2 separate regions of the Homo sapiens genome follow, and region 2 is linked to region 1. Evidence: chromatin loops called from intact Hi-C (ENCODE). Cell type or tissue: pancreas. All regions are shown on one strand. Each heading gives the region's core, and the rest is flanking DNA. Links, peaks and the distances in the headings are about the cores only.

Evidence for each region. Peaks named below come from ENCODE experiments on the same cell type or tissue, not always from the same donor. Only the 100,000 strongest peaks of a DNase experiment are listed, where the experiment ranks them.
Region 2: it touches region 1 in a loop (3-fold over the local background); 1 of 110 quality-filtered maps calls a loop at or near these places.

What each region holds. Positions count from the first base shown.
Region 1 is chr12:126,602,232-126,607,625 of GRCh38, reverse strand. No RefSeq gene overlaps it. Among named protein-coding and RNA genes, the nearest start is that of LINC02824, 85 kb to the left of the region's middle. In pancreas, for the core only: no CTCF peak of the experiment used is centred there; no DNase peak of the experiment used is centred there; H3K27ac peaks cover 1,004 bases.
Region 2 is chr12:126,381,807-126,387,200 of GRCh38, reverse strand. No RefSeq gene overlaps it. Among named protein-coding and RNA genes, the nearest start is that of LINC02350, 42 kb to the left of the region's middle. In pancreas, for the core only: no CTCF peak of the experiment used is centred there; a DNase peak (open chromatin) is centred at 2,980; H3K27ac peaks cover 904 bases.

The sequences.
Region 1 (5,394 bases), core at 267-5,266:
ACACCCATAAATAAGTATAAATAATAATACTCTCATCTTGGAGTCTTTAAAAATATTCCACCAGTGTATATTTGTTTTTATTTCCTTTTGTGTCTTTCTCACTCAACTCCCTGTTTTGTTCCATTGGTTTATAATTAAAGCCCCAGACTGAGGTCAGAAAGGAAAATGTAGTTACTGAGTGTCCCGATCTGAAGACTAGCAAAGTATTTTCTCCCTGGGGGTGAGGGTTGAGGATGGGCAGTGGAAAGAGTGCTAGGAGAGAGCAGAACAGAAAGGTGGGTGGATCATGAGCCTGGAGAGATTCTGCTACAGGATCCAAAATAAATATGTTTCCTCTTGCTTAATTACCAGATCAGCAAGACTCTGGTAGGGAAGGCCCCTCTATCCCAAGTGTTGGGTGAATGCTGCTTATTGTTGCTCTTTTTTTTAACTATTTGATTTCATAACATCATTTTAAGTAATGCTTAATTTGGATCTGTCTTTGGTCTCCCCAAGAGTAATCATATTCTAGATTATGATAATTATATGCTAGTATAATGATCAATCTTCACTTATCTATACATGCCATAATACATATAATTATATCCTTTAATAGCATCATGTTTCTAAGAGGTATACAAAGTACAACCATTCACAACTCTTCCTTAATATTTTCAATCACTGCATTACATAATACTCAGTTGATTCTTTTTTTGTTAGTTTGTCTGGTTGATTGGTTGATTTTTTTCTATTTATAATTGAAAATAAAGTAATCACAAGTTTGGTTCACCTGAAAGAGAATGGCAAATGACCAAAGCATGGTGTCACCAGGTGGCAATCAATGCCCTCATCACATGCTTTGAATAACCAAGTGTAGGTCCTCACTGTTGGTATTTCTGTTATTAATACTAATAGTAACATCAATAATGATAGGCATATTTTACTCAGTGTTTTGTTAGAGATTCTTTATGTGGATTTTCTCACTTAATCTCCAAAAGTCTCGGCTTCTTTTTATACCTAAACACACAACTACCATGTGATCTAGCCATTGTATATTTGGACTTTTATCCCAGAGAAATGAAGATGGATGTTCACACAACAACTTGTACACAAATGTTTGTAGAAGCTTTATTCATAATAGCCAAATTGTGGAAACAACTCACATGTCCTTCAATGAGTTAATGGCTATACAATCTATGATACTTTCATATGTAGAAATACTGCCTGGCAATAACAAAGAATGTACTATTGGTAAACACAAAAAACCTGGATGAATTATGCCGAGACAAAAAAAGAGCCAATCCCATAGAGTTACATACTGTATGATGTTACTTATGTGACATTCCAGAAATGACAAAATTATGGAGAACAGGTTAGTGGTTTCCAGGGGTTATAAGTGGATCACAAACCCAGCTGTACATTAGAATAACCTTTTCAAAAATATGCAATTTCTGTCCTTCTTCTTGAAGCCTAGGGAGTGGGATGCAGACACGTTAAGTTTCATAATTAAGCATCTTATTGTGTTAATCATGATATAAAAAGCCTTGTATAACACATCACTGAGGATGAACTTTACTCAGAGAAACAAACAGGGTTTCACAGAGTGATTCAAAATAATCATAAGAGTGAAATGAATATACTAATATTTTAGAAATAAAACTGTGGCTGAAATGTTGAGAGTGATTAGGAGAGAGGCTTGACTTGAAGTGATCTTGAAGCAAGATCACTTAGGGGTCTACTGCAATAGTCCGGGTAATGATCCGTGAGGATCTGAGCTGTAGTAGTGGTGATGGAAAAAGGAAAAAGGCATTTAAGTTTAAACAATATTAGCATGTTTAACAGAACCTGAGATCACTCTATTTCAAAGTTTAATATATTACATACTAGGATTATTTAAGGGCTATGGAAGAAATACTTTGGAGATGCAAAATGAGAAGGCTGGTTTTAGGGCTGGATAGAGATGAGGGTTGACATTAAGAACTCTATCTTAGATGACCTGAGATGGTAGCATCTTTGACTAAGAGAGAAAAGACATGATGACAAGACCAAAGAGGAGCAATTTTAGAAGATAATGAGATCCTTTGGGTGTCTGTGGAAATCCAAGTGGAGTTACTTGGTTGGTAGGTGGTGATGTGAGTCTGAATCTCTGGTATGAGTTCTGAGGGTAAAGACTTGGCAGTTAACAGCTTACAGTCAGTACTTCAAGCCATGAGGGCAGGTACAACCACTATGGGGAGTAGTCCACTGGGAAAACAATGGGCTGTAGAAAGAAAATCAAAATATTAGGAAGCCTCATAACATAAATAGCCAACCCAGGGAGTATACCCAGTGAGGAGTCAAAGAGTCAATAACACAGAAGAAAGTCCTAGAGGTTAAGAAAACTTGGCATCTTGAGAAGCATTAATGATAGCAACATAATATGTTAAATTTGAAACTGCAAGTTAAATTCATGACCATAAAAATATATGTAGTTTCTCCAGATCAGAATCTACAAATGAGCCAAGAATAGAAGAAACCTCTTGCCAGCCATCACTACCCATAGTGTCCAGATTTTCACCTTCAACACCAATTCCATACTAAAGAAATCCAGGAGATAGGCAGGGGTTGGCTGTTGATTCTCAATCCTGAGACAACAAACAGACAACAAAGTAAATCAGAAGAGGTTATAATTTTTGACTGTTGCCAGAAAGCAAGCAAGGATGCTTAAAAAAAACAATGTTTAAAAATTCAGCATGACATTCAAAAGGCAGAAAACAGTTTAACACTTAGTTAACATGATTTAATTGGATGTATTTTAATGATCTTGAGTACCAAAAACAGCAACAAAAAAAATAATGATTATTATAGATAATTACAATAAGTTAGTGAAAAGCATTGAGTTAGTACTATTACTGACATTATTATAATATGTAATATTATGATTACCAGTATGAAATGCAACATTGAAGACTATAATAGGATATGTATTTTAATTATTTTTAATATGTAGGGGATATTTATTACATATAGATATTTCATATTCTATTAAAATCTAGTGTTTTTATTAATCATAATCATTGACAGTTTTAAATTATGTATATGTGTGTATTTATAGTAACAAATTAGTAAAATCATGAAAAATGAAGAGTCTGTTGTGTTGATATTTTAGAATATATTAAGAAGAAAGTATAGTAGTAAGATATTTTACAATAATTGAATTTGTATGCATTATTTTTATCATATCTGGTACTTTAACATTAAAAAGAGCCAGATATACTAAATTTTAAAGTTTGCTATTTAAATCAATAAAGTTAACAAAGCTAGTAACAGGTGATCAAAGCTTAAAAATTATTTTCTAAGTTGCTATTTTTAGGAATAACAATTGCTGGGGTCATCTTCATGAAGTGCCTCAGATGCTATAAATTATTGAACTAGAAGAAAACAGCTAGAAGGACTAGAACACAACAAATATGCAGGCTTCAACCACAGGTCTTCATAGACAGGCAAGTTGGAAAAATAATGCAGGACAGAAGCAAGGCTTAAATACATTTGGTGATAACAATTATGGGGAGGCATCCTGGATGGAAGAGTTCATTATAAAATTACCTTTGGCTACTGTGTGACTTGAATCTAGATGTCTGGTTCCTGGAGGGCATGGACTCAGATCACAGCTTGACATAAAGATGCTGGAAAAACCTCAAGGAGTCCCTCTGGGTGGTGAGAATAACCTCTGTGATATTTGCAGTTCCAGATTGTTTCTCAATTGAACATTTCTGGTCAACAAGTAATCACACCCCACCGAGGAAAGACCCTTGATCACTGTGGGACAAAAACTCCCCACTTGCTTGGGCAATTGGCCCTGATTGCTGCAGAGAGTAAAGCTATTTCCTCAGTGGGCATTTCATACTAGGAAGGTTTAGAAATAAGAATCAAGATATTGAAGTGAATCAAGCCTCTAGTAATATTTTAGTGTTAAGCTATAGATGGAATTGTAATATATTTTGTATTTAAGTATTTGAAATATTTAAATTTGGCACACTGGGGTGACAGATTAGCCTTGTGGTCTAAATTAAAACATACAACTTAGAAAATAATATAGGCTTGTGATATTAATTGAACAATGAGAACACTTGGACACAGGAAGGGGAACATCACAGGATGGATAGCATTAGGAGATATATCTAATGTAAATGACGAGTTAATGGGTGCAGCACACCAACATGGCACATGTATACATATGTAAAAAACCTGCACGTTGTGCACATGTACCCTAGAACTTAAAGTATAATAAAAAATATATATATAAAATTAAGTTGAAAGATTTAAAAAGACATTTAAGTTTAAACAATATTAGCATGTTTAACAGAACGTCAGATCACTCTATTTCAAAGTTGAATATATTACATTTATTAGTATTATTTAAGCACTTATAGTTTTTGTAATGTAGCATCTCAATAGCTTTAAAATAAATCAAAACATTAAATTTATAATGCAGTTTAAAATATTTGAAAAAGTTTAATTTAGCTTAAATTGTAAAATGTATTAGCTTTATAAATATAATATTGAGGTTTGTAAGTTAAACGCCTAGGAAAAAATGGATCTTGAATGTTTCATTTCAATTAAATTGAAATATTAGTTAAAAATAAGTGGGCAAATGGAGTGTTTATCTCTACTAAGGCCACATTTCGGGCAATGGAAATTTATCTTAACCCAGTGGACTGAGAAATTACTTGAATTTAGTGGACACAGACTATTCTCGTGATGTGTATTTACGAATGGGAGCAGGAAGATAGAGCTCTATCAGTTACAACTCACAGTGGCAATGAACTAGAGAAACCAACAGCACCCTTGAGAGCTCTCCAAAGCATAGTGCTGAATGAAGAAAACTAAGAAACAAACTCTACGGCACAATAGGATGTGAATTTAAGATGCGTGTGTATACAAACTTTTACCATCTATTTTTCAAAGATGTCACCCAAGGACGTGAATCAATCAATTAGATGGGGTCGGGGAGGCAGTGCAGGAGAATTTAGTGGAGACAGAGATAAGGATAGAGATGGGAAAAGTTTAAGAGACAGCCATGCATGAACCAATATTTATGTGCCATTGACTGGGGATTAGACAGAATTCTTTGCTACCTAAGTTTTAGAGAAGAAAACTCAAGAACATAAAACTCTCATCAGCATACACTTTACTTCTGATTTTATTTATAGAAGGACTGTAGATTAAGTTTGTGTGTTGGAGGTGTGAAAATAGTTGACATCAAATTCACTCAGAATCATCCAGCTCAGAGGAGAATTACTTTTCCGGGTAACTGTGCTTCTAAATATAACTTTCTCTTGTGCCTGTGCTGTTATTAGTATCTGATAATTACGAGAAACGTGATGGAAGTTTGCAATTCCAGAAGTGTGGCTGAAGATTAGATTTTGTTTACAA
Region 2 (5,394 bases), core at 70-5,069, 220 kb after region 1:
AGTATACTAAATATTAAAATTCAATTGTTAATTTTAATAAATAAAATATTTCACACTCAAAATGCAGGAAACAGGAGGAAGATGGGAACCCCCTGGAAATCTTAATGGAGAAGGGGATTCTTAAGGTTGAATGCAGGATGATGTTTATTCCTAACTCTTTCTTGAATGTGTGCTGGAGTGAACATTCTCTCTACTGCAGGACACCACCTAACTTAGTTTGGATCATTCCTTTTTTTTCTTTTTCTTTCTTTTTTTTTTTTTTTCGAGAAGGAGTTTCATTCTTTCACCCAGGCTAGAGTGCAATAGTGTGATCTCAGCTCACTGCAACCTCCATCCCCTGGGTTCAAGCGTTTCTCCTGCCTCAGCCTCGGGAGCCTCAGCTGGGATTACAGGATCCCACCACCACACCCAGCTAATTTTTGTATTTTTAGTAGAGGCAGGGTTTCCCCATGTTGGCCAGGCTGGTCTCAAACTCCTGACCTCAGGTGAACTGCCCACCTCTGCCTCCCATAGTGCTGGAATTACAGGCGTGAGCCACCGCACTCGGTCTGGATCATTCTTACCTAGATTATCTGTCATGAAGCTCTGCCCCTTCTCGGCCATCCAGCCAAATTTTCTTGGAACAGGTAAATTGTGATCTACCATTTGTATAAATCACACAAATTGTGTTTTCTTGGTGAAACACAATTTATCTGTGAAAGAAAGAAATGAATTTCTTTCCTTTGTGATCTACATCTAGCCCCCTTAGCTTCTGCCACCAGCAAAATAGTTGGTGTCTTTTTTACCCAGGCATGCTGTCCTCTTGGGCAGGACTTCATTCTAAGCATCCCCAGGCAGGTATTTTTACATCTATAATGGGGTCTACAGTGGGTTCCAAGGGTCACACAACTTTAGCCCACGACAGAGGGACACATTCTCTCCCCTGTTCCCCCTGGTGCAGCCCTCTGTTCAGCCATCCCTAGCTTTTTCTCGCCTTCTCAATGTGAGTCGGGCACCTGTCCTCTGTGCCTGCCTCACTGCGTGGGACACGTGGCCAGGCCTGCAAGTGCTGGTGGAGCTGTTCCCACTGGCCTGGGCTTAGGGGCTGGCTCCCTGTGCTTCCTGCTGGAGGTGAGGTGAAACCGGAAGCCCAGCTCTGTCCAAAGAAACCCTCCTTTCCAGTCCTCCATTGCCCTACCCTGACTTATCTTCAACAAGGCTGAGTCACCTCACTGGTCATTGTTGGTTTTGAAATGTCCATGTGGCCTGTCTCACAGCTCAGGGGTGAGGAATCTGTTTCCTATTACTTCTTGGTACCATAGGTTTAGCTCCCAGTGTACCATTTCTTTGCCAATAACTAACAGAAAGTTGCTGTTTACGTCTGCCTCTTGCAGCAGACTGGAAATCTTTGAAGTTTGAGATAATATTATGTTCATGGCTCTGTCATTAGATCCCAACAAAGGGAAAATTGCAAGGCAGGTTCTCAGTAGACACTTCTGTATTTGATGCATGAGGGCTTTCTAAGTGAGGAAATAACAAAAGCATAATGAGAAAAGGCCGGAAATGGAAATGCTGTGAAGGTCACCAGATATAGTTGCATAGGTTGTGCACTACTCAAATAAGGAGGCACCATTCACATACATGATCATATAAAAGATGCTTCTGAAGCAGCCTCATTGTCTGGAGTAAATCCCCAAGGTTTTCCATCTCATGCCAAGGAAATCGAGGACGTGGACACATGAGAAGTGAGTTTAAGAACAGAGGTTTAATAGGCGAGAGAAAACAGAAAAAAAAGCTCTTTCTCCTGCAAAGAAAGAAGTGCTCCCCACTGGATCTTCTGGTTCCACAATGAAATGCATGGGGTTTTATAGATGAGCTTGAGGAGGTGGTGTGTGATTAATACAGAGCACTAGAGATTGGTCAGACCAGGTGTGCCGTTTGCATAGCTTGCAAAGAAGCTGGCCAACCCACCCTACTCCTTTATTATGCAGATGGATTCTCTACCTGGCCAGTGCCATGTTGCCTGCTTTTTACTGCACACTTGGTGACAAAGAAAAGGAAAGAGGGACCCTCCACATTGAATATACCTGGCTTCCAGGTATCCCTTTTCTATTGGCACAACTGCCGGCATTTACCTATGCAAGCTTCCAGTTTGCTTATTTATGTCTGCAGCTCAGTTGTACAGGCTGTTCTTTGTGAGAAAAGAAATGATTTAGGGTGTGCTTTTTGTTAAAAGAGAAGCCTTACCAAGGACTCTCTTCTGCTCGCTAACTGCCTAAATAATTTCTTTTTAGCTCCTGTATCACTTGTTAGTGTTGGTCAGGGTACAACGTGAACAAGCCTCTGTAGCAGCCCTTTGTGGGTCTTGCCACTTCAGAGTAAAGTAATTATCACCCTATTCTGTTTCCTTGCTCAGATAGAATGTTCACAGATTTAGGTCCAGATTTATCAGAACACAGTTGACTCAAAGGGGAAGAAGTGAAATCAGAAAATCGCTGCACACAGCAATCTGGTGCAATCCCATTACCTAACTTTACTTGACAATTTCAATTTCAAATAAACTTCCAAATGACTTCAAGCAATACAATATAAATGTTTAATATCAATAAAACAAATTAACAATGCAAAACTAAAATATCAGTGCTAAAACTCAAAAATATCTTAGAGTTGAGACATTAAAAATCATTCATAGTGGAAATTGCTTTTGATAAAACAGTCTAGTCCATACAACCCTTTAAAATAGCTTATTTCTAGGCATTATGAAAAGTAAAAGTAGTCAAAGCAGGTAGCATCATTTCCTGCCTCACTGCAAGACAGCTGTAGGCAAGCAATGAAAAAGAATATCTATGCAAAGGGTTTGTTTTGATGTTTTCCACACTGTATTTAAAGTCATAAATTGCTGCAATTGCTGCAAAGGAAGTGTCTAGTCGGAAGCCTTTATGAACCTGTGTGAAAGCTCCAGTTCCTTGCAGGTGTGGCCTCAGACCTTTCTGGCAGATGGGAACCCTGGGCAGACCTCCAAGCTTTGCTCGGCTGGGGATAATTAAGAAGCACAAAGGAACTGGAGACAGAGGAAAAGAAATGAAAAGCTGCCTCAGAAAATTGGAGACCCACATGTTGACTAAAAGTGTCTGTGTGTTTATGTGTGTGTGGCAGGCAGCCCTGAATAAACCCCTCCTCCAGCAGGTATTCAGTGCACCCTAGCACAGGTAAGACAATCAAGAAGTTATAATCAGAAATTACAGGAATAATACAATATAACAAAGCAAAATTCAGCTAGTTAAAGAATAGAAATACAAAATCAAACGTCCAAACTACAGATGGGAAGAGCGGAAAAACAAAAGAATAAACGTTAATCAGCCCTAAACCAGGCAGCAAAGGAGAGAGAGAATAAAAAAGCAAAGAAAAGCATGGTAACCAAGTATTATCGACTTAAGAGGTAGCAGCAGAAGTATTCCAAGGAAGGAAACTCTTTGCTTCAGAAGGTGCCTAGATAAGCATTTGGACTGAATGTCTTGCCAGTATGAGTATAAGCAGAAGAGCAAATGAGCAAACAGGCAAAACAAAAAGCATTGCTTGGCTGCTCTTCCTAAGAAAATGAGGAAATTGGCACTACTTCTAAGATTTAAAGGAAGAATAGAGCATGCAATGGGCAGAGAAGGGCTAGCTTGCATGGACTTTTTAAATAATTAATTAATTTTTTTTGGTACATGAGTAAGCCCTTCAGTGGTGATTTCTGAGATTTTGGTGCACCCATCACCCGAGTAGTGTACACTGTACCCAATGCGTAGTCTTTTATCTCTCACCCCCCTCCCACCCTTTCCCCCAAGTTTGGAAAGTCCATTATATCATTCTTATGCTTTTGCATCCTCATAGCTTAGCTCCAACTTATGAGAATATATGATGTTTGTCTTTCCATTCCTGAGTACTTTGCTTAGAATAATGGTCTCCCATTTCATCTAGGTTGCTGCAAATGTCATTATTTCGTTCCTTTTTATGGCTGAGTAGTATTCCATGGTGTGCGTGTGTGTTTGTGTGTGTGTGTGTGTGTGTATCACATTTTCTTTTTCCACTCGCTGATTGATGGACATTTGGGCTGGTTCCAAATTTTTGGAATTGAGAATTGTACTGGTATAAACATGCATGTGCAAGTGTCTTTTTTATATAATGACTTCCTCTGGGAAGATACCCAGTAGTGGGATTGCTGGATCATATGGTAGATGTACTTTTAGTTCTTTAAGGAATGTCCGCACTGTTTTCCATAGTGATTGTACTAGTTTACATTCCCACCAGAAGTGTAAAATTGTCCCTTTTCACTACATCCAAGCCAACATCAATTTTTTAAAATTTTTTGATCATGGCCATTCTTGCAGGAGTAAGGTGGTATCACATTGTGGTTTTGATTTGCATTTCCCTGGTATTAGTGGTGGTGAGCATTTTTTCATACGTTTGTTGGCCATTTGTGTATCTTCTTTTGAGAATTGCCTCTTCATGTCCTTAGCCCAATTTTTAATGGGCTTTTTTTTCTTGCTAATTTGTTTGAGCTCCTTGTAGATTCTGGATGTTAGTCCTCTGTCAGAAGCATAGACTGTGAAGATTTTCTCCCACTCTGTGGGTTGTCTATTTGCTCTGCTGATTATTTCTTTTGCTGTGTAGAAGCTTTTTAGTTTAATTAAGTTCCATCTATTTATCTTTGTTTTTGCTGCATTTGCTTTTGGGTTCTTGGTCATGAAATCTTTGCATAAGCTAATGTTTAGAAGGGTTTTTCCAATGCTATCTTCTAGAATTTTTATAGTTTCAGGTCTTAGGTTTAAATCTTTTATCCATCTTGAGTTGACTTTGTATAAGGTGAAAGATGAGGATTCAGTTTCATTCTTCTACATGTGGCTTGCCAATTATCCCAGCACATTTGTTGAATAGGGTGTCCTTTCCCCACTGTATGTTTTTGTTTGCTTTGTTGAAGATCAGTTGGCTGCAAGTATGTGGCTTTATTTCTGGGTTCTGTATTCTGTCCATTGGTTTATATGCCTATTTTTATACGAGTACCATGCTGTTTTGGTGACTATGGCCTTACAGTATAGTTTGAAGTCGGGTGATGTGATGCTTCCAGATTTGTCTGTTGTTGTTGTTGTTTTGCTTCATCTTGCTTTGGCTATGTGGGCTCTTTTATGGTTCCATATGAATTTTAGGATTGTTTTTTCTAGTTCTGCAACGAATGATGGTGATATTTTGATGAGAATTCATTGCATTTGTAGATTGCTTTCGGCAGTATGGTCATTTTCACAATATTGATTCTACACATCCATGAGCATGGGATGTGTTTTCATTTATTTGTATTGTCTATGGTTTCTTTCAGCAGTGTTTTATAGTTTTCGTTGTAGAGGTCTTTCACCTTCTTGATTAGGTATGTTCCTA